2 separate regions of the Homo sapiens genome follow, and region 1 is linked to region 2. The links are chromatin loops, found by intact Hi-C in ENCODE. Cell type or tissue: dorsolateral prefrontal cortex. All regions are shown on one strand. Each heading gives the region's core, and the rest is flanking DNA. Links, peaks and the distances in the headings are about the cores only.

Region 1 (12,117 bases), core at 4,009-12,008, 200 kb after region 2:
CCCCAGGGCCAGGGCCAGGCCGGATGTGTACCAAGTCGGACCACGTGGAAGAGGCTTGAATGCGTGAGAAGGTGCCCTCTCCCTCCTTCCCTCCTTCCCTGTCCCCTTCTATCTCCCCCCTTCTCTGTGAGCAGGCATTGGCTCCTCAGAAGGGCCTCTCACTCAGTTGGATGGTGATGCATTCCCCACTCATGCCTGGAAGTAAGCGGGCGCAGCCACTGTGGATGAGTTGCCAGTGGAACCATGAGTGTTCCTGCGTGCGGCCTGCACCTGCACACACACCTGCACACACGGGCACCTATACACACACTTGTCCCTGTGTGCACATACCTACACCTGCACACACACCTCCAAACACACCTGCACCTCTACACACTTGGCCTGTGAACACACACCTGCACCTGCGCACACACCTGCACCTATACACACACTTGTCCCTGTGTGCACATACCTGCACCTGCACACACACCTCCAAACACACCTGCACCTCTACACACACTTGGCCCTGTGAACACACACCTGCACCTGCACACACACCTGCACACACGGGCACCTATACACACACTTGTCCCTGTGTGCACATACCTGCATCTGCACACACACCTCCAAACACACCTGCACACACATGTGAACCTCTACACATGCTTGGCCCTGTGAACACACACCTGCATTGGCACACACACCTGCACATGCACCTACATGCACCTGCACCTATATACAAATTTGCCCCAGTGAGCACACAACTGCACTTGCACACACATCTGCACACAAACTTCTGCACACACCTGCACACACCTGCACCTATACATACACGTCCCTGTGCACACACACCTAGAGCTATATACATACTTGCCCCTGTGCACTCACACCTGCACACACACCTGTACCTGTGCACACACCTGCACACATACCTACACACACCTGCATCTATACACACTTTCCCGTGTGTACACACACCTGCACCTGCACTCACACCTGCATGCACACCTGTACCTCTGCACACCACCTGCATGCACATCTGTACCTCTGCACACACCTGCACACATACCTACACACACACCTGCATCTATACACTTTCCCCTGTGTACACACACCCACACCTGCACTCACACCTGCACGCACACCTGTACCTCTGCACACACCTGCACACATACCTACACACACCTGCATCTATACACACACCTGCACCTGCACTCACACCTGCACGCACACCTGTTCCTCTGCACACAGCTATGTCACCCCACATGTGCACTCTCACCTAAGCTGGAGCAGCCCAGAGGGTTTGCTCATTTGCTCATTAAGTGGTTCTTGCTTGAGCAAACCGGGAAGTCATCTTGAGTGGAAGCACCTGGTCTCTGGTAACAGACGCTGAGAATCACCTGATTTGACCCTTCGACAGTGAGATGATTGTCAGAACAGAACCCTTGTGCATATTTTCAATATGAGTTGATGAGGCCAAGAGCTCTTATTGGATGGGAGGTTTATTTCATAAGCCACTTGATTTTAAAGACTCAACAGAGAGGACATATTTCTTAGTATACTGAGTAAGACATTAACATTTGTGTTTGAGGGAGGACATTTGAGCCAGGATTTTGCAAACATAATTGGTTTGCAGTCCTTGACTCCTTGGAGTGTTTGTGTCAGTTGGGATTGAAACGGCATGTATTTAACTTTATCAGTATGTTTTCAGAGTCATCTTCATTTAGAAAACGCATTGATAACCCAGAATGAACATATTTTTTGCAGTGATATTCTTTAAGCTGAAAATGAAATATTTGCTTCTACACCATTTAGTTGTGCCAGTCGCCTTTGATTTAGCAGACGATTTTGCTCTGGCTAAGTTGCTCTTTTAGACAGACGTTTATATGGGCGATGTTTTCCAGCAATGTGTTTAGCAATTCTCCTTTTCTCCATGTTCACATTTAAAGGGTTGTCTTAGACACCCATTTGCAGCCAACATGATCCCTAAGCTGGGACAAATGCAGCAAGTCAGGCCCTTGTGTTCAGGAAGTTACTCGTCGTGACCCAGGAAGGCAGTGACACAGGGAGTGACAGGGCTCTGGGCTCTGCCCTGTGATCTTGGGAAGTGACTCGGCTTTTCTGCCTCACCTTCCATCCTCTGCAAAGCAGGGGCGAGGTGGAACTTACCTGTAGGACCGTGGAGTCTGGAGGGCGCGCAGCTGTCCTGAGACCGGGCCTGGCCCACAGCGGGTGCTTACTCAATGCTGATGTCTCGGCACGTGCGTCATGTTCCGTTCTGGAGTTAGTCGTCTTTCATGAACACGCGGGAAATTTTGGGGTGGGCAGGGGCCCATCACCGGATCAAGGTAGGGTTTGACCGATGTGACTGGTTAGCTGGAAAACATTGATTATTTTATGGGGGTGAAGAACCAGCCACACTTTTTACAGTGTTGGATCTTAGATTGCAAACTGCGTTTTGTGAAAAGCTGGGAATTTCAGCTTCAGCTACTGATTAAATTACCACAAAAAAGCACTGCCAATTTAGGGTATTTCAGTAGAACTCTGGGTTTGAATATTTCTGATTTCTAGAGGAAGAGACAGCATGTTGCGTCTTGGACAAGTCAACACCTTCTCTTTGAGCAAATTATTTCTTCTATATTCACAGTTGATTCAGAATTAGATGGACCCAGCAACGATGTGTCCTCAGTTCTTCATTTTGACAGTCTGGGTTTGTTACTGCTCAGAGCGCACATGTGTTTCTCCGGACATACATCCCTCGCACATCTGCGCACTGACAGGACTTTAATGTATCAATGTGCACACATCGGGCCCTAGAACCGGAGGCTGTCCACTCTGCTCTGCGGCTACCCTTGCCCTTCAGGGTCTCTGGGGAGACAGTGACACCGTAGGGTGTGGGGCAGGCACCAGGACTCTGCAGCTAGAAAGGCCTGGGTTCAAACCCCCGTACTATTTTTACCACTGTGATAACTTTGGAAAGGGATTTCCATTTCTAAGCCTTGGCGTCTCCTCTATAGAAAGGGGTGAATAAGAAGACCTGTCTTCAGGGCTATTGGAAGAGCATCGTGGTAGAACGCTCTTAGTCAACAGTCACTGCCATCGTTAGCTCCCTAAGTGTGGGTCTCCTCTAACCTAAACACAAAATTCTGGTCTTTCTCCCTCACTGTGCCAGCAAAGGGAATGTACTCTTCACCACCCATCAGGTTTGAAGCTGTGGCTTCTTCTCATCCAGGAGTCTGCTTGGTGCTTGCGGCTGAACTCCTCCAGCATCCTTGTCAACACGGCCTCCTGACAGTGGTGCTCTCCAGAAACCAAGTGCGCTGGTGTTCTGCTGTCTTTTTCTTATTAACCATGAACTCAGAGAATGTTTCAGCAGTTGGTATCATGTCTTTCAAGGTGATGCTTACTTTTTTTTTTTTTTTTTTGAGATGGACTTTCGCTCTTGTTGCCCAGGCTGGAGTGCAATGGGGCGATCTCAGCTCACCGCAACCTCCACCTCCCGGGTTCAAGCGATTCTCCTGCCTCAGCCTCCCTAGTAGCTGGGATTACAGGCGCATGCCACAACACTCATCTAATTTTGTATTTTTAGTAGAGATGGGGTTTCTCCATGTTGGTCAGGCTGGTCTCGAACTCCTGACCTCAGGTGACCCACCCACCTCAGCCTCCCAAAGTGCTGGGATTACAGGCATGAGCCACCGCACCCGGCCAGCGATGCTTACTTTTATTAGAACACGTTAGCTGGCATCTGAGTGTCACAGGGATGCTGTGTGGCAGCCAGCCCGGTGCTTGAGTCACAGCTCAGCTCTGCTTCTCAATTCTCATTCCATCCTTGTTCCCTGGAGTCCTGCGGGAGTGGCTGCTGCTGGATGTTGTCTCTTCTTTGGTAGCTGTCAAAAGAGATTCATGAAAAAAGTGAGTAGGTAAACGGCCCAACTACCTTACTGACCTGTAACCCTAGGAAATAAGCTGGGGTGGTTGGGGGCACAGGATCCTCTAACGGAGACCCCAGGGACCCAGGCGTGTATGTATAAAACCAGCCAACAACAAATCAATCTGTAACAGGCAAGAAGATCTACGGAAATGTTCTCTTTTCCTTTTTTAAGAAGAACGGTGGGAAAGCGATGCACATGGCCAAACGGTGCAATCGGAGGGGCAGATAAACAGCGCGATCGGAGGGGTTGATAAAGGTGTGATCGGAGGGGCTGATAAACGTTGCACAATGTTGCCTGTTTTTCTACATTGTCGCTGTTTCTCAGAAAGTGCCCTCAGGCGATGACACTCAAGAGCCCTCCTCACTGCAGGCTACAGGTGTCTCCCTGGAGAACTGCGGAGGGGCTCTATAGCACGGACCCTGCCCGTGTCATGGGCATACAGAAGAATCCGTGCAGGCTTCCCAACGGGCGGGATCCTGATGAGGGGCTGGTTCTTCTAAAGCAGGAGCAGCTGAGCGTGCAGGGAGGCTGCTGACCATCCTGCCCTGGAGTCTTCCGCAGCCACGGTTGCCTTGAGCAGGCAGAAAGGAGAAATATCTGAAAATGGGACTCCTTGTGCAGGAACCCACATTTGCAAATGGGACAGGTCCACCCCAGAAGGTTGCTGAGCAAGCTTACATGTCTGGGACTGGCCTGTCCTGCTGTCCGAGGGGTCCTTTTTCAGGGCCAGGCTCAGTGGGGAGAGGACGCCGGGTGGGGCTGCCTGCACGGGTGGGCCAGTGACGGTTGGGCTGTCTGCACAGGTGGGCCGGTGCAGCCCGCAAGCGGACAGCCTGCCCGTTGGAACAAAGAGTCATCTAATTTGTTTAAAGTCCAAGTGTAAAGAGACACGGCAACTTTAATGCTGAGGGGCCGGCGTTCTTCAGAAGACGAATCCGGAAATAACTTCCTTCCTTAGAACTGAATCCTGCCTTACGATAGGAACTCGGTAAAATCTGTGAGCAGAAGACTTGCAAACTTTTACTCTTAACATCCTTGCAATGGCCATTTCTCCTTTTGGTCCACCTCTCAAGCTGCACTGCACGTAACATGTTTTCAGCCCCAACGCAGGCTGCCGTGGGATGTGCCAGGTCTCGGCAGGTCAGTGACAGCTGCAGGCAGAGTCTTCCTCCCGGGTGATGTAGCTTTGAAGCACCTGCCATCGGCCGCCATCTCTCCTCATTTCCATTTCATATCGATTTAGCATTTGTGATTGTGTACCATTTTTCTTAAAGAAAACCCCTGAAGTCATCTGAGGCCCAGGCCCTGTGAAATGTGGACCAGAGTGGGAGCGGATCACAGGGAGCCGCCACCTTCTCCTAGAGTCCCCACAGCTTTCAAGGGTGACAGCCCTGGGCGTGTTCTGCAGAGGCAGGAGGAGACAGTTTTTGAGGGCAGCAGGGCAGGGCGCTGATGGAGCCTGCCGGCCTCAGCCATGGACCCGTGGGCTTGCCTTCCTGAGGCCAGCACCTCTGCTCTCCAGCCACGTGGCCATAGGCCGGCTGCTGACTTTGTGGGTCCTTGGTGTTCTCATTTGGAAAATGGGGCATAAGAGCTGCTTCGTGGGGTCATGGGAATGTCAGAAGCCCCTGCCCAGCGTGTGGCACTGAGCATGTGGGTGGCTTTCTCCCTCTGCCCCTGGGCCTGAGTGCTGTCAGGAGTGTGACCAGCACCCTGTCCTTTTTGTCCCACGTCCTCCACCCCTACCTACGGCAACAGTCATCCTGTCCCCTTGGGCTCAAGATGGCCTTGGGCTTGCATTTAACCTGAGTGTGCCTCTTCCCAGGTGAGAACGCAGCTACACAGAAAATGACGGTTCCTGAAGAGGAGCTTTGACCTCTGACCTCTGCTCTGCTCCTGCCCCAGGGCCTTTGCCCGGGCTGCCCCTCCTACAGAAGGTTCTCAAGGCTCGTGGACTCCCGCTGTCCTTGCTAAGACCAGCTCTGCCTCCACCCCACCCTGTAGGCTCCCTGCCTTTTCCCTGGGATCAGGCTGTTTCCGTCCGCACTAGAAATGGGCCCTGTGCAGGCAGGGACGAGGGCTCAGTGGGTACCTGGCATGGTCATCCCTCCGCAAATGTCAGTGGAGGCAATGAGCTCAGTTTTAATAACATGAGTTCTTTCTTTAGAAGTCTGCACAACGGCCCCGTCTTGTGCCTCTTCCTTACCATCTGGAACGGGAGTCTCATCGCTACACCCAGGAGAACAAACATCATGAGAACTGGGGCTGAGGAGCACAGCTGGGGGTGGACACGCAGCACAGTCACTGCCCTGGGGAACAAAGGTTCCCTCTGCAAAGCCATCCAGGCTGCCCTTGCCCAGCCCCAGGCCCTCTCATTCACTTGTTTGCTGTGCCCACTGTGCCTGTCTGTCTGCCTCCCCTGCTAGACAGCAATCCCCCTGAGGGCAAGGCCCGGCCATTAGGAGATGCTCAGCCAGTGCCACTGAATATCGGGTTAGAAAGTGAATGAGTCTGTTCAGGTGATAAGGAGCTTTGGAAATAGAAACGGTGATGGTTGCACAACATCGTGAATGCCACTGACGGGTAACTCAAAGACAGCTAAAATGGCAAATTTTATGTTATACATATTTGATATTCCATAGTTCATAAAAACCCAAAAGAAGGAGTGACTAAATGTAAAAAGTGTAATCTTAAAGTTAAAAACTAGGAGATTTTCTTAATGCCTGAGATAGAAAAGGATTTCTTAATAACTAAAAGCATAGAGAAAAACATTGGCAAATTGAAACAAGGCAACATTGTTAAAGTCACCATAAACCAATGGAAAATAAAAGCTGTGAACTGGCCAAATAGTAGTTACAGTGAATAAAATTGGAAAAGGATTGGCATCCACAGACTGAAGAAGTTCCTCGTAGCTGTAGGAAAGCAAAACACCAAAAAACAGGCACAGCTCATGAACAGGAGACTCGCTGAGAGGAGACCTACCGGGCCACGGAGACAGGGCACCTGCCGTGCTGGAGCTGGCTGGGGTACCGAAGCTGCAATGGGCACCCGGCCTGGAGCTGGCTGGGGTACCGGAGCTGCAGCGGGTGCCCCGCTGGGGATGGATGCACCTCTCTCCCCTCGACTGAGGAAGGGAGCAGGTCTGACCAGGCCTAGAGCCCGTGACTGCTGGGCAGTCACACTGAATACAGAGACTGGAGGCTCTACTCAGGAAGGCAATTTGCAAATCTTCAGCGAGGGAAGCTGCGAGGCTGAGATTCAGGAACAACACTTGCAGGAATATGCCCTGGAGGGACTGACACTCGAGAAGAATTTTTGTTTTGGAATTGTGAGAAACTGAAAATGCCCATCTGCAAGGAAAGTGATAAATGAAGTGGAAGGAGTGATAAGAGTTTTGTACAGTAGTATACGGAACACTCAGTCGAGCCGGATGCGTGACCACGACTGCCCGCACCTGCTCCTGTTGGCAGCATCACCGCGCAGCCCAAGCCCGACAGTGGGATGGGGGTCACTTCAGAGGCCCTGCAGTAACTGTGTTGTGCAACCGGAGAGGAGAGACACGGGTTCTGGGGGACTTTGAAGGCAGCGCTTTTCAGTGGGGGCTCTGGATCTTCGTAAGAGACGGAGTAGAGACGGCAGAGAAAACACCACTTGGAAAGAAGGAGCAATAGCAGATAAACCCTGTGTGGCTGAGCCTGGGGACATGGTGCACAGAAAGGGAACTGGGTGACCTGGTGGACCCTCAGGGTCTCACACGCCAGGCTGGGTGGGACTCGGGAGAGGGACTGAGAGGGGTGAGATGCTACGATACTTCACAAGTGTTCAATTATGACTTTAAGTTTTACCCATTTAGTTTTGTTTTATTTGACAAATTATGGTTTTATATTTTTATTGTAATATTGCTTTTTTCAATTCATTTTACATTTCAAAGTAAAACCATTTGCCTAATCATCAGTCATTTTACTGCTAACAGCATTGATGGGCATCTGGTTTTAGCTTCAGTTTGCAGCCAACCCTTTCGCTTTCAGAGTGAGGATTCAGTTCATTGGCGCGGTTGTGTCTGGCGGCGTCAGCACCCCTGTGACAGGCAGCCTTTCTCCGGGCTTAGAGCGTCAGCGAAGGGATTATTTCAGGCCGACACTTGGCATGGAGAGTTGTCAGGCAAATGCATTTTTGAAGAGTTGGATTTGATCTCAATTATTCCATTTGGCTTTGTGAAAGGAGAGGGTTGGAAAACAGTTTACCCAGCTTCTGGCTCTGTCATATTTTCATTTTAAATCTAAAGGCAACGATGCTGGCAGGCAACCAGCTCTCGGCGTGGACTGACACTTCAGCTACTCTGGGAAAAGCAACCTCATTCAAACAAGCCAGAGCCTTAGTAGCAGCCACCCCACTTTCCCGCCGGGCTGGGCCACGATGCTGACCCAGCGACACACAGCTCCCTTGTGTTCCCGCTGGACGCTGGCCCGGCGGCCGTGGCCTATAGAGCAGGCCCCTCGGTGCATGAAGCCAGCACAGCCCTGGAAATCCCGTGCAACAAAAAGCCTCTGTTCCACCCAGAAGAGCTCTGAGCAGAGAGGGCCCCGCCGAGGCCTGCCGCGACGGACTCACAGATGGGCGCCTGGAGAGAGCGGGCTTTCATTAGGTCAGCCCAGGGGTGGGGGGAGCAGACAGCACTGCTGGGCTTGGCTTGGGAAAGAGGCGCCCCGAACCCGGAGGAACTTCCAAGAGTTTACAGGACGCTCAGGAGCCTCCTTCACTCTGCCTTTTCTTCACGTCCTAAAGTGCACGGAGCTGGTCTTTAGTTTCCAGACAGTGAGCATTAGCCCAGGTGGGCTCTCCTCTGCCAAAGAGGGTCCTGAGGACCCCCACGACTTACAGCCCCCACCACTAGAGCCCCCACGACTTGGAGACCCCACGGCTTAGAGCCCCCACCACTAGAGCCCCCACTACTTAGAGCCCCCACGACTTGGAGACCCCAAGTCTTAGAGCTCCCACCACTAGAGCCCTCACCACTTAGAGCCGCCGTGACTTAGAGCCCCCCACTCCTTTGGATTTTGGGGAGTTGCCCCGCCAGCTCCCCGTCTTTGTGGCTCTGTAATCTGAGATGTCCGGATGGTCCTCTGATAGAAAAGCCCAGCCCTGCAGTTTCCTCTGCAGCCCATTGATGGGGGAAGTGGGGTCCTGCAAGGCTCTGGTGGGCCTGCAAGCTGGGCCTGCTGAGCCACAGGGGCTATTCTGATCACCTCCTTCCTCTCTACCCTATTGGTGAGGGGGACCCGCTGCCCTCAATGGCACCAGATGCCTGAGTGCCCAGCACCCAACCCTGGACAGCTGAGAGTGACAGCAGGCCACGGTCACAGGTGCTGATGTGCGGGTGGAAGGCGGCCCACTCCACTCGGGGACAGGGTGGGCTCTCAGGGGCTGCATGGCTTTGCAGTGGCCGCCCACAGGGTGAGGGGACCCTGGCTCTGTGGGGCTTGGGGCAGGGTGTTGGGAGAATCCTGTGGGCTGGCAGGGATCTGAAGCCCAGCGGGCTGAGGACCAGATGGGTGCTGCTGGTCCCGCTGGTGGAGGAACTGGCAGGGTGGGGAGCCTTTCCCCCTGGGGGACACATCCTATGAGGACAGCGGCTCCCAGGAGGCCTCCAGAGGCTGGGAGGCCTTTCAACGCGAGGATCTTACTGGCCACAGGTGCTGCTCAAACGAACGCTCCGAAAGTCTCAGCAGGTGAGAGCGCAAGTCTCAGTGCCGGAAACTGCTGTGCTGGGGGTGAGGAGGGGTGGACCCAAGGGCAGCCAAGGGCTTTGTGGGGGCACCTGGGGCCCAGGGCACAGGAAGAGCCATGCCCCACATCCAGTGCCCCCAGGTGTAACCCTGCTCCTCATGGCCCAAGAGGTTTTACGTGTGGATGGGTTTTAATTGGGTGTCTGGAAGCAGGTAAAGTTGTGTCTGAGCTTGGTAATGAGAGGCAGGGTAAAAGGGAGGGACATCTTGGAGGTGACATGCCTGATGCAAGGTCTTTACCAAACAGAAACTCCACAGGCCTGACCACACCTGACCAGGGCACAGGGCAGCCGAGGGCAAGGGACAGGTCCTGGTTTGGGGCCACTGCATGTCCTTGATCAAGGCATTGGGTGTTCAGCACCTCATCTTCCTTCTCTGCAAGGTGAGCGGCTTGGTCCCCCAAAACTCCAGTGCATTTATGAATTTTAACTGTTCTACAAGGCTACGGCCAACATGGGTGCCTCCGAGGCTCAGCCTGAAGGCAACATGTGGGGAGCCTGGTGGAAACCAGCCGTGTGGCCGAGGGCAGGCGCGTGCCGGGAAGTGCCCCTGTGCTGCGCTCATTAAGTTGTGATGGTGGCTTGTTAGCAGCTTGTTTTACTTCAAGATACTTCACTACATAAAGATTTTCAATTATGAGACAGATTGAATTGAAAACTGACTTTTCTAAAAACAAGGATTATTCCACATTGCAGAAATGATCCTCAGCTTCAAAGCTTTGTTTTTTAATGAGTGCACCCTTTAGGCATTTGGCACGTCTGGGATCCAAACCCTTGTGTTCATCCTGTGGACTCTGCAAAACGCACAGTGCCTCATGTCTCTTTCTGAACCTGGTCTGGTGTGAGCAGTGAGGAGGGAGTGTCTCAGGCTCCCATGGGGCTGAGGATGGGCTCCACGATGTCCCTCAGCCCACAGAGACAGAGACACACCCAGAACCTCCAAGCCACGGGTCTTGTCTGCAGCTGGGCCAGGTGGACTGCACCTGCCAAGGGAGCCTCCAGGGTGGGTGCTGGCTGGCCGGGCGCCCTCCTCACACACGAGGGCGGGCCAACTTGAGTGGAGCCGTGTCTGCATGCAATGCTGTCTCTGCCCCCAGCAGCTGAATGCCACCTGCTGAGCTAATATTTGCTGAACCATCGAGTCATGGATTCCTTCCTGACAACGTTGCTTAAGTGTTTATCCGAGCAAGAGCTTGGGTCAAGGTTGCCCTCGTCTCCCTGCCTCCCTCTGCAAACACCATTCAACTGCCAGCAGTGCCCTTGATGTCCCGTGTCCAGCTCCTCTGAGTGTGGTTTCCTGGCTCATAGTTGCCCAATGTACGGCATTCCTTGTGGTGAACCACAGGGCTGGCCCAGGATTCTTAGATGTCGGAGGAGGCGAAGATGCCACGTCCAGCAGAAAGAGCTGCACAGTGGCGGCCGCGCGTCAGAACGGCAGCTGTGGGGTGGCTGTGGAGCGGGGCGCCGGCGGTGGGTTGTTTACCACGAGCTCTACAACCAGTGGCTGTGTCTGTGTTTTTTCTCTTTAATGGAATGAAGCAAACGCAGGAGTGCCATGTCCCTGCAAGGACACAGTAGGGGTCTGGGTGATTTAGGGCCCTGGTGAATTCACACCCTCCAGGACATGAAGCCCTGTTTTCTGCACCATTTTACTGATGAGAAGCTTGAGGCTGAGAGAGGCCACTGGAGCAATCTGAGGGGAGGCCAGATCAATGCTGAGCCCTGCGGGCCTCACCTTGCAGGCCACAGCCTCCCTTATCATCTCTCCAACCCCAGCCGAGGCCCTAGGTCCACCCCATGTCCGGGTCATGATCCAGGAAGGGGTCAGTGCTGATCTAGAGCCTGGCGACAGAGCCCCTGGCCCGAGGCCTCCAGGAAGGAGTGTATCTCCAGCTTGCTGCCCATTGGCTGAGGACAGCGGGCTGGGGCATGAATCCCACGTGCGCGCAAGTGCCATTTTGCTCTGTGCTCCATGAACACAGGTGCCCCGAGCGCCTCCTGAGTGCCATGTGCAGAGTGGGCGGTGCCAGATGGGGCCCACCGTTGTCCACAGGGCTTGTGGAGGTGCTGCCGTGCCTCCCAGATGCCCTGTCTGGGCCTGTACCCCTTTGCCGAGTTGAGGAGGCTGTGTACCTCTTTGGGAGATGCCTGGGAGGTCACGAGCACAGACTGTGGGTGGCCCAGAGCCAATGACTGACAGTGGCGGGTGCCATGGCCACCCTGGCCTCCCCAGGGCCAGCAGTGGGGTGCGGGTCACTGGCTGACAGGGACCCCCTCCTGACGCCTGGTCCTGCCCTATCCTGCTCGCCTCGCCCCTTACCCTCAGGTTTCTCCTGCAGGAATCCCCATGGGAGTGCTGGCTGCTGAGGGACGGAGCTTCCCTCCTGGTGGGGCTACAGGGTGAGGAGGGCTTCGCATGGC
Region 2 (13,300 bases), core at 917-8,916:
GGTGGATTGTCTCACGGCATCCAGAGGCAGGGACCGAGGCAGGGACCTAGCCAGGCCTCGGGAAGGAGCTGCAAACCCAGGAGCTCTGGGGTGTGGCTTCATCTCCCTCCCTCCCTACCACCCTACCCCCATCTCTCCGTGTTCTTCAGATGCCTCATTTTCCTGTCAGGCACCTGGCCAGCTCTAGGAGCTGGAATCAGGTTGGTGCCTCCTTGGTCAGTGTCCACCCCTAGTGTCATCCACAGTGACCAACGGAAGGGGTGGCCGGTGGTACAGGACATTGGCCATCTTGGGAAAGATCACAGAGACAGGAAGGGCCTCTCCAGCTGAGCAGATGAGAGGTTCTTCAGTGGTCTGGACACATTTGCCCACTCATGGCCGTCCCCCTGCCCTGTTGAGAGAACCGATGAGGAAAGGGAGCCCTGCATCTGTCGCCTTCCGACTCCGACCGCCTGAGGCTGGGCTGCCGGCAAGCCGCGGCAGCATATGACAGCACTTGAAAGAAAGTCCCTGGAAAGAATGTGGATCATTGCAGAACTCCCTCAAGAAAGCGCCAGAGGAGGACCCCATTCAGCACCCCGCAGAACTCCTCAAACTCCTGCGTCCACACTCCCCCAGCGTGGTGGCTGCTTCTATCTCCCCAGGCTTAGCTGGCCTGGGTCTTGAAGGCCTCTCCTCCTGCTGTCCCCACGCAGCATCCTCTCTGCCACTGCACAGCTGGATGCAGTGAAGGCCAGGCGGCTGTGGCTGCTTGGGCAACAGGAGCTGCTTGACCCTGTTCTGCTGGCCTTGTTGGCCTCACTCCCGTAGAGAGCCAAGGTTACCCACGTCTCTGAAGCTAAGGCTTTCTTTCTAGGCCTGGGGGAGTCACATCTTGCATTCGTACTCACTGAGCTCCACGTCTATGGTTAGAGAATTTATCAACATTTTATAATGCTTTTATCAATTCCATCATTTGAGGGCCCTCTGGCAAGGAACCTGTTAGTACATGGAGTGCCTGGAATGTTCCAGAAAGCTAACATGAACAGCTGGCCCTTGCTGTCCTTATACATTGAGGACTCCAAAGGCCACTCAGGATGACAGGAAATGCAGGCTCCAAAAGATTCGGTTCCTTTGTGAGGCCCTCGGGCAGTGGTCAGACACGAAGGAAATAGGAAATCACCCCCAAACCACACCTCTCCCTATGAGGCCACAGCTGCCGATGCAGCCTTGGGAGGGGGATGGAGGGAGAGAGGAGGGCATCTGAATGTGGACACACCCTGCTGTGAGGGCTGTGGGCGGTCCTGAGACTGGAGCCAGCCCCCAGGCTCAGCTCAGCTCGGGGACCTCGTGCCCGGGCTTTCCTGGGGAGGAAGGTGTTGGATCTCCTGCCTCTCTGTATTCATTCACACTTTGGGTTTCTCTCTCTTCCGCGCATTCTAACATCTGCAGGATTTTTTTTTTTTTTTTTTTTTTTTTGAGACAGAGTCTCGCTCTGTTGCCCAGGCTGGAGTGGAGTGGTGCGATCTCAGCTCGCTGCAAGCTCCGCCTCCTGGGTTCACGCCATTCTCGTGCCTCAGCCTCCAGAGTAACTGGGACCACAGGCGCCCGCCACGACGCCCAGCTAATTTTTTGTATTTTTAGTAGAGACGGGGTTTCACCGTGTTAGCCAGGATGGTCTCGATCTCCTGACCTTGTGATCCGCCCGCCTCGGCCTCCCAAAGTGCTGGGATTACAGGCGTGAGCCACCGGGCCTGGCACATCTGCAGGATTTATGGATGAAGGGCCACAAACCCACATTTGGTCTCATTCAACAGATGTTGTGTCGGCAGGGCGAGGTGGGACTCTGTCTCTGCCCACGCTACCTGCCCCTGGGGTTGTAGTTCTAGGAAAGCAAGTCTCAGACTGAGTTTTGATCTGGATTAAATTCTGTCCCAGGTGCAGATATTTATAGGAAAGCAGGGACAAGAGCCCTCAGGCAAAGCTGGGTATCCTGCGATGGGTGCCTCTGGGAGTTCGCAGATAACAAGGCCTTTTCCTGGAGGCAAAGCAGAAGCGTTCTGTGGCAGACCAGTCAGCTTTCTAGCAGGTCAGGGGCAGGGACATCTAGGCCCAAGGTGTCACACCGTGCCTGGCTGCTGGCTCTCCTCTTGCAAGGACACAGCTCTTACAGGACTTCCTAGCCCACCCAAGAACATCTTTCCATCATCGAAAAGTTATTGATAAGATTTTTCCATCACTGAAAAGTTATTGATAAGTGCCACCATGTGCATGAGCAGCCCTCCAGGTGCTGGCTTGTGGGCCGGTGTTTGAGAATCTTGCCAGTTGAATGTGGGCATCTGTTGAGGGTTTCCCAAAGGCTAACCGTTCGTGCCAGAGGGAGGCCGTGGCTCATTCCTAGGGCCCTGGGTGAGACTGGGGCTCATGCACACACAGGTATCGATGGCATGGGCTGTAACGAGCTGAGTGCCTGCTGCCCTTTCCTAGTGGGGGGGGTGGGCTCCTGGAGAAAGAGGGGAGGCTGCTACTCTCCAGGGCCACAGGGAGCCCAGAACGCCACCTCCTGGTGTCAGCAGCAGCAAATCCATATAAGTCTGCAGCAACTTAGCTTTTGCCTCCTCAGAGGAAATAATTCATCCAGGGGGCACAAGGCAGGGTCAGAGACTGAGGTAAGTTTCAGAGCAAGAGTGAAAGTTTATTAAAAAAGTGTTAGAGCAGGAACGAAAGGAAATAAAGTACACTTGGAGGAGGGCCAGGTGGGCATCTTGAGAGAGCAAGTACACGGTTTTGACCTTTGACTTGGGGTTTATATCTTGGCATGCTTCTGGGGGCTGCGTCCCTTCTCCCCTGATTCTTCCCTTGGGGTGGGCTGTCCGCATGCGCAGTGGCCTGCCGACACTTGGGAGGGCCGCGTGCACAGTGTGCTTACTGGAGTTGTGCGGTGCCCTCTTGAGGCAGTCTTCCCTTACCAGTTCCTAGGGGAAGGTCACACGCTGGTTAAACTTTGCCACTTTGCCTCGTAGTGTGCATGCTTGACCTCACTCACCAACTCCTGAGATTTTTTTTAAATTTTTTAATTTAAGTTCTAGGGTACATGTACACAACGTGCAGGTTTGTTACATAGGTATGCATGTGCCATGTTGGTTTGCTGCATCCATTAACTCGTCATTTACATTAGGTATTTCTCCTAATGCTATCCTTCCCACCCCACGACAGGCCCTGGTGTGTGATGTTGCCCGCACTGTGTCCAAGTGTTCTCATTGTTCAATTCCCACCTGTGCCAACTCCTGGGATCTTATCGGGAAGTGGCTCATCATCAGCTTTAGGTGTTTTCTATCTATTGGGAGCCTGCCTTTCTCTGGCACCAGCTGCAACCAATAATTATTTTAGACAGTTTAACAACAGCTTGACCATCACCTGATGATCACCTGACATTTCTGTTGGGGCGCGGGCCCATCTCCTGCCCCGCTCATGTGGGGCTCAGTCTGCCCAACCTTTCCCCAAGGGCCTGTCTTTACTTCATTTGTGGTAAGCCCCAAGCAGAATGGACTCTTGTTATGATCCCAGGAACTGCTCACGGCCACCTCTGTGGATGAACACCTAGCGGCTGCTCTAAATACATGCTGTGAAAGTTGTCAGAATCAAAATGGAGTCACTAATGTTAAGAAAGCCCTGACAAAGAGTTGGTGGGGAAGGCCACGAAGAGAGGACACTTATGCTTGCATGCCTGATACCAGAAAGGACTACAAAAACCACAGCCCGGCACAGAGGCCATCACACCCTTACACAAAAAATATTTCTGCAAGGACAACTGCCCAGCAATTGCCTGTCCAACCTCAGACTGGAATGACCTTTGTTATTGATGTTTGTAGCCAAGGAGAATTATCTCAAAACCACTGTGATCCTGCTCGCTTTTCCTTTAAAGACCTTTGTCTTCCTTGACCTCCCTGAATAGGCATATGGTTTACTATGGCGTGTGTACTCTCCTTGTAATGTTCTGTTCTCAAGCTAACATCTATTCTTCTAGAGAACCTCTCTCTTAGGCTGACAACGCTGTGGATCTGGGCTCCCAGGAACTGGGGCTGACATCAGAGGGGTGGAAAGAGAACAGCAGCTCTCCCTGAGGGGATGCTTGCCAAGGATAAGGAGACGATGGTTCTCTAAGGATTATTTTATATTCATCTAAAAGGGTATTTTTGTTGTTACCCCTAGCCTTTTTTCCCTTTTAATTTTCTGATGAATAATTTATATAAAGAAAACCCATTCTAAGTGTGCAATTCTATGAGTTTTGACAAATGTCTTCACCCATGCAAATCCTGTTACAACGGAGATATAGAACATTTCCATTACTTAAAAACAGCCAGGTGCTGTAGCTCATGCCTGTAATCCCAGCACTTTGGGAGGTCAAGGCGAGAGGATTACTTGAGCCCAGGAGTTCAAGACCAGCCTGGGCAACATAGTGATGCCCCATCTCTACAAAAATAGAAGAAATTAGCTGGGCATGGTGGTACATGCCTGTGATCCCAGCTACTTGGGAGGCTGAGGTAAGAGGATTGCTTGAGCCTGGGAGGTGGAGGCTGCAGTAAGCCACAATCTCACCACTGCACTCCAGCCTGGGTGACAGTCAGACCCTGACTCCAAACAAAAACCAAAACTTCCTTCTTGCCCCTTTGCAGCCAGACTGTTTTCTGTCATTGTGGATGCATCTGTTCTAGAAATTTACATGGATGGAATCACTCAGTCTTTTGTATCTGGCTTCTTTTACTTGGCACAGTGTTTGTGAAACTCATCATTGTTCCACATAACAGTAGTTCCTTTTAATTGCCAAGTGGCATTCCTTGGTGTGAATGCACCACAGCTGGGCTAGCCACCCAGATGCTGATGGGCAGTCGATAGGCGGTAGGATGTCCCCATTTTCAGTCACTATGAATTGGTCTGCTGTAAGCACTAGAGTAGAAATTTTTTTTTAGAGACAGGGTCTCGCACCGTCATCCAGGCTGGAGGGCAGTGGCTCATAGCTCACTGCAGCCTCAAACTCCTGAGCTCGGGCAATCCTCCCACCTCAGCCTCCCAAGTAACTGAAACTACAGGCACACACCACTACACTTGGCTAATTTTTAAACTTTTTGTAGAGACGGGGTCTTGCTGTGTTGCCCAGGCTGGTCTTGAACTCCTGGGCACAAGCAATCCTCCCACCTCTCAAGTAGCTGTAATAGGTGTAAGCCACTGCCCAGCACCATTTATTGAAGAATCTGTCCTTTCCACAGTGAGTGTGCTTAGCACCTTTGTTGGAAATCAGTCGGCTGTAGAAAGCGGATTAATTTCTGGGCCCTCTGTTCTGTTCCATTGGTCTGTGTGTCTGTTTTTATGCCAGTTCCATGCTGTTTTGGTTACTGTAGCTTTGTAGTGTATTTTGAGTCTGGGAGTGTGATGCCTCCAGCTTTGTTCTTTTTGTTCAGGATGGCTTTGGCTGTTTGGGGTCTTTTGTGGTTCCATACAAATTTTAATATTATTTCTTTTTCTAAAAAGAATGCCATTGGTATTTTGATAGGCATTGCCTTAAATGTGTAGATTACCTTGGGTAGCACAGTCGTTTTAACAATATTAGTTCTTCCAATCCTTGAGCATGAGATGTCTTCTCATTTGTTCATATCCTCTTCAGTTTCTTGCGTCAGTTTTTTGTAGTTTTCCTTGTAGAGGTCTTTCACCTCTTTTGTTAAATTTATCCCTAGGTATTTTATATTATTTGTTGCTATTGGAAATAGGATTGCCTTCTTGATCTCTTTTTCAGCTAGGTTTTTGTTTGTGTATAGAAATGCTACTGATTTTTGTATATTGCCAGGGGCAGCCTGTGGGACTTTTTCTTAGGCCCTTATTGGAGGCACAGAGCCATTGGGCAGGCCAGGGGCGTACCTGCAGGTGGGGGTGCCGTGGGGCTGATTTTCAGGCCCTGAGCTCCTGCTGTCAGTTGCTTGGAGGCTGGTGGGGCCTATGTGGGGAGACCTGCAGCTGTTTGGCTCAAGGGTGGGTTTGCTGCAGGTGGGAGGAGCAGACAGCTGGAAGAGCTGCGGTGGGGATGGGTTTCCCTGCTGTGCAGGACCAGAGTCACAGCTAAGCCTGGGCCCAAGCTCTATGCAGCTGGGGTTGTGGTGTTCAGCTGCCCATGTGGGCTTGGTGGCATGAAAGTGGAGCCCCAGTGCTGGAGAGGTGCAGGTGCTACTGGCCCCAGGGCAGAGCCCCTCCAGATGCAATAGCAGCTTGGCTCATGGCATGGGTGTGGGGTGGGAGGTGCACACCTTTTGCTCCTAATCGGGGGAACACTGCTGTGAGAATTCCCTGCAGTGCTCCCAACTGGGCTCAGGGCTTGCAAGGACTGTGGGTTCTCCTGCAGCAAGGACTGCCAGCATTTGCTGTAGCAGTGGCAGCTGGTGGAGATCTGCTTACCTTTTCCTTGCCACTGGAAGTCCCTCTTTGCTTCTAGGTCAAACTGGTGGGTGAGGAAGACTGGGCAGCAGACGCCACCTGGGCTTCCGAGCACCACAGGGGTGTCTCCGGCCTCTGCTGCAGTCCAGCACTCTGCCTTCGACGCTCCAGTCAAATTGTCACTGTCAACTTGTTGCCTTGATCCTTCTTTGTGGGGAGGAGGGGATGAGCGCCAGACAGTTCTAGTCAGCCCTGTTGCCAACACCACTCTCCTTCTGGTGACTTTCAAAGAGAAAAGTTGAACATTTTTACTACACCCAACGTAATCATGTTTCAGTGATAAGAGTTTTTGAATTTTGCTGTATGTGTTTTGAATTTCTGTTAGTAGGAGCATACTCATTTGGGGTCATTGTGTCCTCTTGATGTCTTGACCCTGTTGTCTTTGTTTATCCCTGGTGATGTTCTTTGTTCTGACATCTGCTTTGTGTCGTGTCAACATAACTACTTCAGCTTTCTTTTGACAGCGCTTCCCTGGCATGCCCTTTTCTCTCCTTTAACTTTTAACCTACCTGTGTTTTAAATATACATATGTATCTATCTGTCTATCTACACATTTTTTTTTGAGATGGAGTTTTGCTCTTGTCACCCAGGCTGGAGTGCAATGGCACTATCTAACTCTCACTGCAACCTGTGCCTCTTAGGTTCAAGTGATTCTCCTGCCTCAGCCTCCCGAGTAGCTGGGATTATAGGCACCTGCCACCATGCCCAGCTAATTTTGTAGTTTTAGTAAAGTCAGGTTTTCACCATGTTGGCCAGGGTGGTCTCGAACTCCTGACCTCAGGTGATCCACCTGCCTTGGCCTCCCAAAGTGCTGGGATTATAGGTGTGAGCCACCACGCCCAGCCTATTTTCTTTTTTTTAAGTAAAATTTTGAGACAGGGTTTTGCTCTATCACCCAGGCTGGACTGGAGTGCAGTGGTGCCATCTTGGCTCACTGCAGCGTCACCCTCCCAGGCTCAAGCAATCCTCCCACCTCAGCCTCCCAAGTAGCTGGGACCACAGGGGTTCACCACCACACCCAGGCAATATTTGTATTTCTTATAGAGATGGAGTTCCACCCTGTTTCCCAGGCTGGTCTTGAACTCCTGGACTCAAGCAATCCTCCCACCTCAGCCTCCCAAAGTGCTGAGATTACAGGCATGAGCCACCATGCTTGGCCTTAACCTATCTGTGTATTTATATTTAAAACGGGTTTCTTGTAGGCGGCTTAGAGTTAGTTCTGTATTTCAATCAACAATCTCTGCCATTTAATTAGAGTGTTACATCATTTAAATTTAATTATCAATGTTTTCTTATTTGTCCTATTCATTCTTTGTTCTTTTTCCTCTTTTTTCTTCCTGCTTTTAGAATTATAAATTTATCTTTTTTGGATTCAAATATGTCTTCTTATTGGCTTTTCAGCTAGATCTTTTTGCTTTACTTGTTCAGTGTTTTTTTCTACAATTGTCAATTTGCAGCTTAAACTTAAGCTAGTCTACTTCCAGATATTATAACCCTTCATGTGGATTTTAATGACTTTAAACAGTAACGTTCCATTTCTGTTCTATTCCTTTCTTTATTGTCATACATTTCACTGTCACGTGAAATACAGCTGATATATACCCTTTAGCCTCAATAACTTCCTTTAGCATTTTGTGTTATGCAGATCTACTGAAAATGGATTCTACCAATTGTCATTTGTATGGAAATATCCTTAATTTGCCCTCGTTTTTTGAAAGATATTTTCACTAATTCTCTAGGTTGATGGGCACTTTTTCTTCTGTCATGTTAAATCACATCGTTCAGTCCACTGTCTTCTGACTTGCATTGCTTCTGATGACAGATTGGCAGCTGTTCTTCTGTGTTTCTTTGTGTTTTGTGTGTATTTGTCTGGCGCTTTTGCCTTGTCTGTCCTGCTTGGGGCTTACTGAGCTTATCAATCTGTGAGATTCAAGTCTGAAAATGTTGCAGTGAAGGTTTCTTCAAATATTTCTCTGCCTGCCTCTTCCTTTTGGGACTCCAGTTATATGTATATGAGCTGCTTGATGCTGTTTCAATGTCAGTGAGGTTCTGTTTATGTTGAAACTTTTCTCCCGTCTCCGTGCTTAGGTTTGAATACTTTCTAATGCTTGTATTCAAGTTCACTGGTATTTTTCTGCAGTTTTCAAACTGCTGCTAAGCTCATATTATGAATTTTTCATTTCAAAGGTATTTTTCATCTCAGAGGTTCCATTTAGTTATATATATACATAATATATTTTGCCAGGATATATCCTTTGGTTAAAAAAAAAGTCTGTAGGTATTAAAAGCAGGGTTACGTTGAATGACCTTGAACATCCATTTTCTGATATTTTGTGACTTTAAGGTAGCTGCTTAGAAGTGGAATTGAAGGATGCAGTTGTGAATGCACACAGGTCTTTCCGGGCATCTCTGAGCTTCTTCCCGCAGGGGCTGTGCTGTTTGCATCCCAGCAGCAAAGCATGAGGTTGTGTGTTTCCCTGCAGCCTCCCCATCAAGGTGTGCTGGTGACCTTGTGGAGTTTTGCCAACCTGTTAGGAGAGATGTTGTAACTCAGTGTTTTCATTTCTAATTCTCGGATCATGAAAACTAACAGGCTTGGCTTGGTGTGGTGGCTCATACCTGTAATCCCAGCACTTTAGGAGGCCAAGGCGGGTGTAACACCTGAGGTCAGGAGTTCAAGACCAGCCTGGCCAGCATGGTGAAACCCCGTCTCTACTAAAAATACAAAAAATTAGCCGGGCGTGATGGTAGGCGCCTGTAATCCCAGCTACTCAGGAGACTGAGGCAGGAGAATTGCCTGAACCTGGAATGTGGAAGTTGCAGTGAGCCGAGATCGTGCCACTGCACTCCAGCCTGGGCAAGAGAGAGAGAGACTCCATCTCAAAAAAAAAAAGAAAAAAGAAAACAACGGGCTTATTTACAGCAGGAGCTGTGGTGCCCTTGGGGGATGTGTGAGCTCCAGGGATGACAGCAACCACCATCTGTTCATCTCAGCACTTGGGAGACAAGCCCTGTAGGATTCATTCAGTAAAAATAAAATCCTACGAAGTGAATTTGTAGGCTTGGGGAAGTGTGGACAATGCAGTTTGGGCATCACCTACGTACAAGCAGAATTCGCAGGAACAGCTCCTGGGCATTGGGATGAAACATGGCCCCTGCCATCTGCTTCTTGGTGTCAGGCCGGCCTCCTGCTTCCCGCCTTTGTTGCCAGCGTGGAGGAAGCAGAGGTCAGGGAGGCAGTCACTGCTTGTCCCTGACACGGGACTCAGTCTCCAGACAAGGCGGCTGCTCTCAGTGTCCTGTCTCATGACTCCAGGAAGGCCCCTCCCTGTAGAGTGTCAGCAAGTGCCCACGACCCACCCACAGAGCAGCTGAGCAGTGCCTAGCGCGCAGGGCAGGCCACACGGCGCCACCATCAGAGCACGAGAACAGAAGGGCTGGGGGCCGTGGGAGCCTGGGCGGGCCAGGGTAACGAAGAGCCCGCCGTCGGTCTCTGCATCCGTCGGCTCACGTGGCCACGGAGCAGCACCGTGTTACAGCAAAGCGGTCCTGATCCAGAACCCAAGAGAGGGTTCTTGGATCTCGCACAAGATAGAATTCAGGGGGAGTCCGCAGTCCCATGTGGAAGTGAGTTTATTAAGAGAGTAAAGTGGCGAAAGGACGGCTGCTCCACAGACAGAGCAGGGCATTCCCGAAACTAAGAGGAGAAAGGCGCCCACCTGGGGTACAATCCTGGTGTATACGGGGAGATGTGCTCTGCTACGAGCGTTGATGATAAAGAATTAATTTTCTTAATTAGTATATTTTGCAAGAATCAATATCATTTATCTTTAAGGCAAAATTAGGAATGCCTTTGTTCTCTGGATATCGGGGTATCTGGACTCCCAAGTCTGGGTCTGTTTAGTAAACATTATTTATTTGTTCCTTTATCTCTAAACGTCTAGAGGCTGGGAATGCCCGACTCTCTGGGAGTGGAGCCTAGCAAGTCCTAGCCTCGTTTTCCAGCCCTCACTCGAGGTGGAGTCGCTCTGGTTCCAGCGCCTCTGACGACCGCAGGCTGGGGCTTAGACAGGACATTTATTGCTCAAAGTACAGTCCATGAGGCTGGCGGTCCCAGATCCAGGTGTGGCAGGGCTACTTCCTCCTGAGGCCTCTCCTTGGCTTCCAGACACCGTCTTCTCCCTGAGTCCTCACCGGGTCGCCCCTCTCTGCGTGTCCGCCTCCTGATCTCCTGTTCTTACAAGGACACCAGTCACAACGGGCCCACCCTCTTGATCTCATTTAACTGAAATCCTTTCTGTAAAGACCCCATCTCCAAATACCGTCACATTCTGAGGTCCTGGGGGTCAGGACTTGAACATTTAAACTTGGAGGCAGGCACAGTCCCACCCATCACAGCCCATTGTCCTCCACAGCCCTCCAATCTCACTTCGAGTCTTCCCCAAGGGTCAGCACAGGCTCTGCCCTTGTGAGCTTCATGGGAATGAGGGTCAAGGGGGTAATGAGGGCCGGAAGTGATCGGAGGGAGGCGGGAAGAGGGAGGACTTGGACTCCGCCCACGGGGTCCCCACCTGGGCATGGCTGTAGGGAGGGGCATCGTGCTGCTCTTGTCCTTACTGGGGGCCAGTGTCTGAAGGAGGAAGGGATGGGTGGCAGGCACTGCGGGGAGGAGAGGGCTCTCCAGCACTCATATTTTCATCCTTTGACCGTGCTGCCTGGGCACTGAGCATAGGAGGATGTCGCTGGCTGGCAGGGCTGTCACCCTCATCGATGGCCCAGTTTCCCAGGAGGAAATGGATGGGATGGCAGGTTTCAGCAGAGAGCACACAAGCCCTGCTATTATCTTACAAAAAGCCAGGCCAGCCTCCCACAGCTCTCCATGTGACTTAGCATCAATATTGGGGGTTTTGTAGTTACCTCAGGAAACCTACTTTTGAACAAATAATAGATTATGTTCTCTGGAACACAGGGGGAGCTAAATGCCTTTTGACAGCCAGCAGCTTATGGAAATAGCCCTTTTCCTGGCAGAAGAAGTCGGTTCCCCACGGCCGCGCCCGCTGCTTCATCCAGCTTCCCCTCGCTCTGTGCCGACGGGTGCCCGGAGTTCAGCCCCTGGCCTGACTGTTGCTGTCACTGCCCCCTTGACCACTGCAATGGTGACAGCTGTGATGTACGATTACAAAGCGGGACACAGAGCCCTCCCAGAGCAAGGCAGCTCCCCTGTGGGCCAAGCGGACCAGGCTACTGGGGGACCCTGGGCTCCTGGGACATGGGGTGCGGGTGCAGACAGGGCCTGAAGTGCTCCTAGGTGCATGCCAGTGGCAGGAAGCCCCATGTCACAGAGATGTGGCCCAAGCGCTTGACAAGAGACGGCGTCAGATGATGTAAAAGAAACCAATGGACCTAAGTGGGTGCCATCCTGAGCCCCGCTGGTGGATTAACTCAGTTCCATGCCCACGACTGCCCGAGGTGGAGCGATGGTCATGCCCACTGCACAGATGAGGAGCCGAGGCCAGGAAGGGTTTTGCCAGATGCCTGGGCTGGGGCCAGGGCTCAGGACCACCCACTGAACTGCCTGCTCGGCCCACCCTGGCAAGTGTGTGCAAGGGCCCGGTGGTGCCGACGAGGAGGGCCATGGGGAGGAGATGTTGTTGTCCTGAGACTCCCAGCCCCACCTGAGGGGGAAGAGGGTGGGAGAGCAAGGCTGGGAGCCACCCTTGGGGGCTGTGCATGTGCCCCCTGACATTGGAGGACACAGGCCACGCCACACCTGTGCCACCCAGGGAGTGGGAAGGAAGCACGTGGCCGTGGAGAGGCCAGCAGGTGGCAGGAAGGGCTGCAAGCCCCCAACCACGGGGTCACACGTAGGGGACCCAGCACCCCATGCAGGAGCTGGGCTGTGCCCTGCATCTGCACAGGCCGGGGCATGAACTGGGCATCAGCACCGCCCTCCCATGGGGACGAGGACCCATGCCCGCGTGGTGCAGGAGCTGTGCACTGAGCAGCCCCATGGGCAACTCCAGCCCGCAGTGCCAGGAGCAGGGCCAGGCCTTGTGGCAGGGGTGCAGGCTGGCTCCTGGCGGTCGCTCAGCTCTCGGGGATAGGTGAGGACGCGTGGAGAGGGGATAGCATGGGCATCAAGGCCGAGGCACTGGCCCCTCCCAGAATGGCCTCCAGGACCACCCTGCCTGCCCCCGGGTGCCCCGCTGTGCCTGGGGAGGGTAAGGGTCACTTCGGGTTCACGGCTCCAGGGTCGCCGTCTTGAAATTCTTACCAATTTTATCACTAAGCTTATGTTTTTCAAGCAAGATAGGATGGGCATGGAGCCCCTGCAAGAGCAAGCCACGGGCGCCCTCCGAGCCCATCGCCGCTCAGAACCTGAACAGAGCACATAAGCAAGGCTCACGGCGACCACAGGGCTGGTCGCAGCCAGGACGGGGTGAGGAGCTGCAGCCCCAGCCTCGCCTTCCCTTCAAGCCGAGCAGCTTCCAGTGGGAGGAAACGCCAGCGACCGGGCCCCCGTCCTTCCTCCTCAGGCGGTCCTGTGGAAGGTGCGGTGCTGATGGAACGTGGTGACTGGGAGGTGGCATAAAAGCAGCCACTGTGCTGGTTTTGTGGGACCTCTCCTCCTTTCTGGGGGTCCCTGAGGACAGGTGCATGTGCGAACTGTGAAACAGAAACTGAGATTTCACCTTCCGGATGAGTTCCATGCTTTCTTTTTTGCATTTAAAACCGGACAATGTCACATTGGCAAAAATCTAGAGTTTTCTGCCGTCTTAGCTGGAAATGAGCTGCAAGTTTTTCTCAAGATGTAGTGTGTAATCCGTCAGAGCAAAAC

Evidence for each region. A loop is a pair of places that touch in the nucleus more often than their neighbours do. Peaks named below come from ENCODE experiments on the same cell type or tissue, not always from the same donor. Only the 100,000 strongest peaks of a DNase experiment are listed, where the experiment ranks them.
Region 1: a loop joins it to region 2, with 8 times the contacts of the local background. A loop is called at or near these places in 2 of 110 quality-filtered maps.

Annotation. Positions count from the first base shown.
Region 1 is chr5:1,544,611-1,556,727 of GRCh38, forward strand. It overlaps LOC107986397 (a long non-coding RNA gene), which reads left to right and starts at 3,800. Exons shown (of 2, transcript XR_007059102.1): 1 at 3,800-3,891; 2 at 5,737-11,345. LOC124901161 (a long non-coding RNA gene) reads right to left here and starts at 3,789. Exons shown (of 4, transcript XR_007059099.1): 1 at 3,699-3,789; 2 at 2,149-2,355. RefSeq lists an enhancer at 5,279-5,779. In dorsolateral prefrontal cortex, for the core only: CTCF peaks have their summits at 8,394 and 8,595; DNase peaks (open chromatin) are centred at 8,381 and 10,111; H3K4me3 peaks cover 1,757 bases; H3K27ac peaks cover 1,236 bases; H3K27me3 peaks cover 4,078 bases.
Region 2 is chr5:1,346,546-1,359,845 of GRCh38, forward strand. No RefSeq gene overlaps it. Among named protein-coding and RNA genes, the nearest start is that of CLPTM1L, 8.1 kb to the left of the region's middle. RefSeq lists enhancers at 11,155-11,710, 11,711-12,266, 12,267-12,822. In dorsolateral prefrontal cortex, for the core only: no CTCF peak of the experiment used is centred there; a DNase peak (open chromatin) is centred at 4,849; H3K27ac peaks cover 1,086 bases.